Regions from separate parts of the Homo sapiens genome. Here region 2 is linked to region 1. The links are chromatin loops, found by intact Hi-C in ENCODE. Cell type or tissue: PC-9. All regions are shown on one strand.

What was found. Peaks named below come from ENCODE experiments on the same cell type or tissue, not always from the same donor. Only the 100,000 strongest peaks of a DNase experiment are listed, where the experiment ranks them.
Region 2: it touches region 1 in a loop (11-fold over the local background); 12 of 110 quality-filtered maps call a loop at or near these places.

Annotation. Positions count from the first base shown.
Region 1 is chr7:47,989,672-47,993,671 of GRCh38, reverse strand. All of the region lies in intron 8 of SUN3 (Sad1 and UNC84 domain containing 3), which reads left to right. Among named protein-coding and RNA genes, the nearest start is that of HUS1, 12 kb to the right of the region's middle. RefSeq lists enhancers at 1,498-1,727, 2,913-3,753, 3,754-4,000. In PC-9, a CTCF peak has its summit at 1,730 (motif pointing left); DNase peaks (open chromatin) are centred at 1,441 and 1,721; H3K4me3 peaks cover 1,037 bases; H3K27ac peaks cover 995 bases.
Region 2 is chr7:48,152,593-48,156,592 of GRCh38, reverse strand. No RefSeq gene overlaps it. Among named protein-coding and RNA genes, the nearest start is that of ABCA13, 17 kb to the left of the region's middle. In PC-9, CTCF peaks have their summits at 1,437 and 1,638 (motif pointing right); a DNase peak (open chromatin) is centred at 1,642; H3K27me3 peaks cover 16 bases.

The DNA.
Region 1 (4,000 bases):
TTCCCCTAGTGTACTCCTCCAGCCCCTGGCAACCACTGGTCTACTTTGTCTCAATAAATTTACCTATTCTATACATTTCATATAAATTGAATCATTTATAATGTGTGATCTTTTGTGAATGGCTTCTTTAACTTTGCATACTGTTTTCAAGGTTCATTTATGATGTAGTATGTCTCAATATTTCATTTATTTTTTATTGCTGAATAACATTTCATTGTATGGATATATGACATTTTATTTATCTATTCATCAGTTGATGGACATTTGAATTATTTTCATTTTTTTGGTCATTATGTATAATGCTTCAACAAACATTCATGTACAAGTTTTTGTGTGGACATGAGTTTTTGTTTTCCTTGGGTGTATACCTAAGACTGGAATTCCTAGATAGCATGGTAAATGTAGGTTTAACATTTGAGGCACTGCTAGAAGACTGTATTATCTTTTTGTTCAAGCAATACTCAATGTTTTCACAGTGACTATGTGAACAAAACAGCTCTCAGTTGAGCTATTTAGTGTACTTAAATACTACTTTCTTCCATTTTTTTAAATGTTTCTGAGTGTAATAATTGCTTTACATTTTTTTTTTCTTGAGACAGGGTCTCAGCTCTGTTGCCCAGGTTGGAGAACAATCACAGCTCACTGCAACTTCAAACTCGTGGGATTGTTTTTTAAATTTTTTAGTAGAGATAAGGGTCTTATTATGTTGCCCAGGCTGGTCTCAAACTCCAGGGCTCAGGATCCTCCCGCCTTGGCCTCCCACAGTGCTGGGATTACAGACGTGAGCCACTGGTGCCCAGCCTATTTTTCTTTAATTTGCTTAGTTTTCTGCATTCCTATTACTAAAACTTTCCCAAATTCTTCTTCAGAAGTACAAATATTCCCCCATTATGTTGATTCACATCAGATAACTTATAAATTTCTTCCTTTCTTTATTCCTTCCTTCACTTTCTTTTCATTTATTTTCTTTTTTTTTTCCCAAGATATCCCTCTGGCGCCCTCAGCATTTTGCTCCAGCCTTGTTAGGTAGGCCTGATGCACAACTGTTGTCGTGGGATTTCACTCATGCATCCTGAGGATTCAACTTACTGTCTAATTTATTATTTTTAAAAAGTGTTTCTTCTTTCCCTTTTCTGCTTTTTGTTCCACCTTCTGGAAGATCATATCAATTCACATTTTAACCCCTCTACGGAAATTTTCATTCCTGCTGTCATGATTATACTTTCTGAGACTTCTTGTTTCTATACATATTCCCTTTTTTAGAGCCTATATTTTTTTCTTTTATGAAGGCAGTACCTTCTCTTATGCTTCTGAATATATTAACTGTAGGCTTGTCTCATTTTCTTCTGCTCGCTTCCGGGTCTGGATTTCCTAGCCCCACTTTTCCCCCTTGCGGGTAGCGTCTCTCTGTTTCCTGTACAACACTTTTCTCCCATGTCTGTGATGCTTGTCACATGAATTGCTAGGCGGTGCAAAGCCGGCAGGAAGCTTTGCGCGCACGGTGGGGCTCATCCGTCGTGAGTTTGCAGCGGGAATCATCTGGTCGGGCCATTTCGTCGGGAGTCACAAGTGTGCTATCAGGAGAGCTGACCCTGAGAGGACTCCTGCAGTGCACAGGAGGTGCCAGCCTGGCCCACCACACCATGAGCTGCTGGGGAGAGGAGGGCCGCGGGGTCACCACTTTGTGCAGAGGCCATGCTCTTGTGGGCGGTTCTGGGGCGGCGCCGGCAGTGGTCTTAGAGATGGGAGGAAGAAGAGAGCCCTCTGCTGGGCCAGGCGGGGCTGGAGGGGCGTGGAGGCGTTGTAACTGCTTTTTGAAATGACTGTTAGCTAAGCCGCAGATTTGGGCTCCTTTCCCCCACACTCCCCCTCACGCTTTCACCCACACGCTCCCCACATGGACACCCTCCTCCGGCCTTCCTGGGAACCTGCCGCTTAAGTCCTGCGCTGCTGGGTCCACGTACAGCCCGAGTAGTTTGTGTTCTTTCTCTCCAGGCGCCATTTGGCCATCTTCACTTTTTGGTTTTTCTGTTTGTTTGTTTTGGGGTTTGTTTTGTTTTGTTTTGTTTTGTTTTTTGGTTTTACTGTCTACTCCCACTTTTGCCTTATATAGGTTTATGCCTTCAATTATGATCTTCCCATCTGGAGGAGGGCCCTGGGTTAAACAGCCTGCCTTATATGTCACCCAAATGCCTCTACATTCCATATCTGGAGTTTCAAAACAAAGGGCTGCTGTCCTTTCATAGAAGCCCACACCACCTGCAAGTGGTGTCTCTGAAAAGTTGAGTTTGAGCAGCTAAGTTCCATCTCAGAAAGGTGAACACGTTCATTATTTAGACAAATTATGGGTGAATCCCAAAGGCAGGAATCCTTTAGTAATAAAAACTGCTTCTCATCATTTTCTTCTACATTAAAGAATTTATGAACCAAGTAAAATTAAAACAAGGTGATAAAAGGACTGGGCGCAGTATCTGCTCCTGTGATCCCAGCTCCTTAAAAGGCTAAAGCAGGAGGATCACTGGAGCCCAGGAATTCGAGGCCAGCCTGGGCAGCATGGCCAGACCCCGTTTTTTTGGTTTGTTTTGTTTTGTTGTTTATTTGTTTTTTATTTTAACTTTTATTTTAGGTTCAGAGGTATATGTGCAGGTTTGTTATACAGGCGGTAAGTAGTAATACCCAACAGGTATTTCTCTGCTCCTCTCCCTCCTCCCACCCCCCACCCTCAAGTAGATCTCAGTGTCTGTTGCTCCGCTTTGTGTTCATGTGTTCTCATTATTTAGCTCCCACTTACAAGTGAGAACATAGAGTATTTGTTTTTCTGTTCCTGTGTTAGTTTGCTGTGGATAACGGCCTCCAGCTCCATCCATGTCCCTGCAAAGGACACGATCTTGTTCTTTTTTATGGCTGCATAGTATTCCATCAGATCCTGTTTCTTAAAAAAACCCAACAAGGTGATAAAGGAGGTAGAAATAAAACTAGCACTCCTGTCTTAAGCTAAAGAGAATATATGAGGCTTGAGTCATGTGTACATATGAAGGGGTGGCCTGCCCCTCCCCACCTGTGGGCGTTTCTCGTCAGGTGGAACGAGAGACTTGAGAAAAGAAAGAGACAAAGAGACAAAGTATAGAGAAAGAAGAGTGGGCCCAGGGGACCAGCGCTCAGCATACGGAGGACCCGCGCCGGCACCAGTCTCTGAGTTCCCTTAGTATTTATTGATCATTATGGGGTGTTTCTCGGAGAGGGGGGATGTGGCAGGACAATAGGGTAATAGTGGAGAGAGGGTCAGCAGGAAAACATGTGAACAAATGTCTCTGCATCATAAGGTAAAGAAAAAAGTGCTGTGCTTTTGATGTGCATATACATAAACATCTCAATGCCTTAAAGAGCAATATTGCTGCCAGCATGTCTTACCTCCAGCCCTAAGGCGGTTTTCTCCTATCTCAGGAGATGGGATATTCAATCGGGTTTTACACCGAGACATTCCATTGCCCAGGGACGAGCAGGAGACAGATGCCTTCCTCTGATCTCAGCTGCAAAGAGGCCTTCCTCTTTTACTGATCCTCCTCAGCACAGACCCTTTACGGGTGTCGGGCTGGGGGATGGTCAGGTCTTTCCCTTCCCGTGAGGCCATATTTCAGACTATCACATGGGGAGAAACCTTGGACAATACCTGGCTTTCCTAGACAGAGGTCCCTGCGGCCTTCCGCAGTGTTTTGTGTCCCTGGGTACTTGAGAGTAGGGAGTGGTGATGACTTAACAAGCATGCTGCCTTCAAGCATTTGTTTGACAAAGCACATCCTGCACAGCCCTTAATCCATTTAACCTTGAGTTGACACAGCACATGTTTCAGCCAGCACAGGGTTGGGGTAGGGTTACAAATTAACAGCATCTCAAGGTAGAAGAATTTTTCTTAGTACAGAACAAAATGGAGTCTCTTATGCCTACTTCTTTCTACGTAGAGACAGTAACAGTCTGATCTCTCTTTTCCCCACATACATAT
Region 2 (4,000 bases), 160 kb before region 1:
TGACCCCAGCAGTGGTGTTTGGCACAGTACTTCATTCTTCCTCACCATTTTATCTTACCTCCCCTCCCACCTCTCTGGCCCAACCTTCTCAGTCTCTATCATTTCCTCCTCCTCTTTCCATCCTCTGAACTTCAGAGTGTCCTGGACTCAGCGTTTGCCAGTTTCTCCTCTCACCCACACCTCAGCCAAGCTCATGGCTTTAAATACCATACCACTCATGCACTCACTGCTCCCAAATTTGTACACAGGTCTGATCTCTCCCCTTACCAACATTCACGATGTTGGATGGTCCTGAGCAATCCGCCACATCTCCCTGTCTCACTGCTGAACTCTACTGAAATGCCCACATTTAAATTTGGGCTCCTGTCTCTAGGGCCACAGGCCCTTTGTTGCTATGACCTCTCATCCTGACCATGAGACCTCTCTCCCCCTTTTCTCAGAGACATAGAGAACCCTCAGCTGTTCTTTGACATCCCTGGTACCAAGAGTAACTCCGTGGGACTATCTCTGCCTCAATGACCCCCTGTCATCTCTATTCTACCACTCTCATGCCATGAGAGCACAGATTCCCTGGAAGGCTTTTACCGCCCAGGTCTTCAGGTGGAAGTGGAGCACTAGCCTCCTCTACACTCAGGTCCCAAGTGCTATTTGGGGCTGTGTTGTCTCCACCTTGGAGATAACATGGTAGGGGAGAAGAGATGGGTACAGGGTCCCTCTTAAAACTATTTCCATTCAGTTTTTCCTAATAGTCTCATCCATTTGTATTTTAGACAAATTTATCTAGACTCCTAGAGAGTAAATTTTTTAAAATTTGATAAATATTCTTCCAAATTATCCTGCCTTATATCTGGACCATGACCTTTTTACTTCAAAGCCAAGATTTAAGGTTCTGTTTCCAGTTAGGATGGATTAAGACCATCCCACCCTATCTCCCACTTACTGCAACTAATATGTCTTAAAATAGTATAGAAAAAAGTTATTGAAGAATGTTGAAAAGTAAATAGAAGCAGAGAGACTGCACAGAGAAATCAAACTCAGCAAATAACCCAGATGGCAGTAAATTTTTTTCCCTTTTTCTTAAAATTTGGTTCCTCTCATATTGCCTTACATAGAGTTTGGGGCAACCGAAATCCTGGAATTGTGACATATGGAAAAGGCTCCAAGGGAGAGAAAAAATAAAAACACACACTCTTACACTCACCAGAGAACCTACAAAAGAGTCCCTGCAGTATGGAGCTCTGTCGCGTCTCCCAACCCTAGTTCCGGTGAACACCCATAACAAATCTGGACTCCTGCAGTGGTGGCAGTGGTGATAGCAGCCCCGCAGCCTCCATGACTTGCTGCTTTGCCCTGAAGTGCACGCTGTCATAGGAAGCATGCAACAGCACAGAAACGCTAAAGTACCAGCTTCCTAACTAGGGCACCAGGAAAGAGTGACCCTAAGAATTGCTATGTGTGAGGAACATCACAGAGTAGAAGGAGCTAAAGACGAGAGCCTTTAGATCAATGTGTAAAGTCCTGAGATCATCCGTGAGCTATGGAATGGACAAGAATCAACATAGCAAAGACTTTGAGAACTAAACTACAACATTGAACACTCTCCAGGACCCAGACTGGCCCCTAGGTGGCACACATGTAAAGCAGACAAAATAGCACTGCAACAGCTTTGAAATTAAATTAACATTGAATGCACAGCCTAAAGAAAATGGGTCAAGACTTGCAGAGCAAAGCCAACTAAGTTAACTGCCTGTTAAAATAAAGCAAAACAGGCTGGGCACTGTGGCTCACACCTGTAATCTCAGCACTTTGGGAGGCCAAGGCAGGTGGATTGCTTGAGCTCAGGAGTTTGAGGCCAGCCTAGGAAACATGATGAAACCCCATCTTTACAAAAGCAAAAGCAAAACAAAACAAAACAAAAAAATAGCAAGGTGTGGTGGCACACACCTGAAGTTCCAGCTACTTGGGGGCCACTGAGGTGGATCAACTGATGCCAGGAGGTCAAGGCTGCAGTGAGCAGAGATAGCACCACTGCACTCCAGCCTGGGCTACAGAGTGAGACCCTGTCTCAAAAAAAAAAAAAAAAAAAATCAACATTCCCCCAGAAGATTTTATTAGGACCCAAAATCTTGTAACATAATATTCAAAATATCCAAGAGAGAATCCACAATTATCCAACATACATAAGAGCCAGGAAAACCTTTTTTAAAATTCTCAGAGGAAAAGGCAATTAACAGATGGCAATCCCAAGATAACAGAGATGTTGAAATTATTAGATAAATATTTTAAAGCAATTATAACCATGCTCCATTAGGTGACAGCAAACACTCTTGAAACAATTACACTAATTCCTGGCAAAGAATTAGTGGCTATAAAAAAAGAACCAAATGGAAAATTACGGAAATGAAATATAAAATAACAGAAATAAAAAATTCCCTGGAGAGGCTCAATAACTGAATGTATATGAAAATTAAAGAATCGGGAAGCTAGAAGATAGAGCAATAAAAATCATCTAATATGAACAACAGAGGGAAAAAGATGATTGAGAAAAAAAAGCATAGCCTGAGGAATGTATGAAACCATACCAAAGACTCTAACATTCTGATCAATGATGAGCCTGAAGAAGAGGAGAAAGATATTAGCACAGAAAAAAAAAAAAAAAAACAATAAAGAATACAGTGATGCAAAACAAAAAGAATAATTCATGAAAGAAAAAATTATAATTTGAATTTTTCAAATTCAAACATGAAGAGACATATCAGTGAAGAAGATACACATTAGCAAATAAGACCATGAAAAGATGTCCAACATCACTAGCCATCAGGGAAATACAAATTAAAATCAAGCTGGGATATCACTACACAAGTCTTAAAACAACTAAAATAAAAATTAATGTAAATACCAAACGGTAGCAAGGATGCAGTTAAATTAGATATCTCATACATTGCTGGTGAGATGACTAAATGGTATGCCCACTCCAGAAATAGTTTGGTAGTTGCTTTAAAAATTGAGCATACAGGCCAGGTACAGTGGCTCACGTCTGTAATCCCAGCACTTTGGGTGGATTACCTGAGGTCAGGAGTTCAAGACCAGCCTGACCAACATAGTAAAACCCTGTCTCTACTAAAAATACAAAAATTAGCTGGGTGTGGTGGCACGTGCTTGTAGTCCCAACTACTCAGGAGGCTGAGGCAGGAGAATCACTTGAACCTGGGAGGCAAAGGTTGCAGTGAGCTGAGAGTGCACTGCACTCCAGCTTGGGCAACAGAGTCTCAAAAAAAAAAAAAATTGAACATACAGGCCAGGAGTGATGGCTCACACCTATAATCCCAGCACTTTGGGAGGCCAAGGTGGGCAGATCGCTTAAGCTCAGGAGTTTGAGACCAGCCTGGACAACATGGCAAAATCCTGTCTCTAAAAAAAAAAAAAAAAAATTAACTGAGTGTGGTGGCAGATGCCTGTGGTCCCAGCTACTCAGGAGGCTGAAGTGGGAGGATTGCTTGAGCCCAAGAAGTTGAGGCTGCAGCGAGCTGAGATCACACCACAGCACTCAAACCTGGGCAACAGAATGAGATGTTGTCTCAAAAATAATAATAATAAAAATGAAAACTGAACATACCCTTACCATATAATCCAGCAATCATATTCGTGAGCACTTATTTAAACAATGAAAACATGTTCACACAAGATCCTGTACATGAATGTTCACAGAAACTTTATTAGTAATAGTGCAAAACTGGAAACAACCAAAATTTCCTTCAATAGGTGAATGATTAAGCAACCTGTCTCCATACCAATGAAAATGAATGGATGGCCGGACACAGTGGATCACGCCTGTAATCCCAGCACTTTGGGAGGCCAACATGGCCAGATCACCTGAGATCAGGAGTTCAAGACCTGCCTGGCCAACATATTGAAATCCTGCTTCTATTAAAAATACAAAAATTAGCCAGGCATGGTGGGCGCCTATAATCCCAGCTGCTTGAGAGGCTAAGGCAAGAGA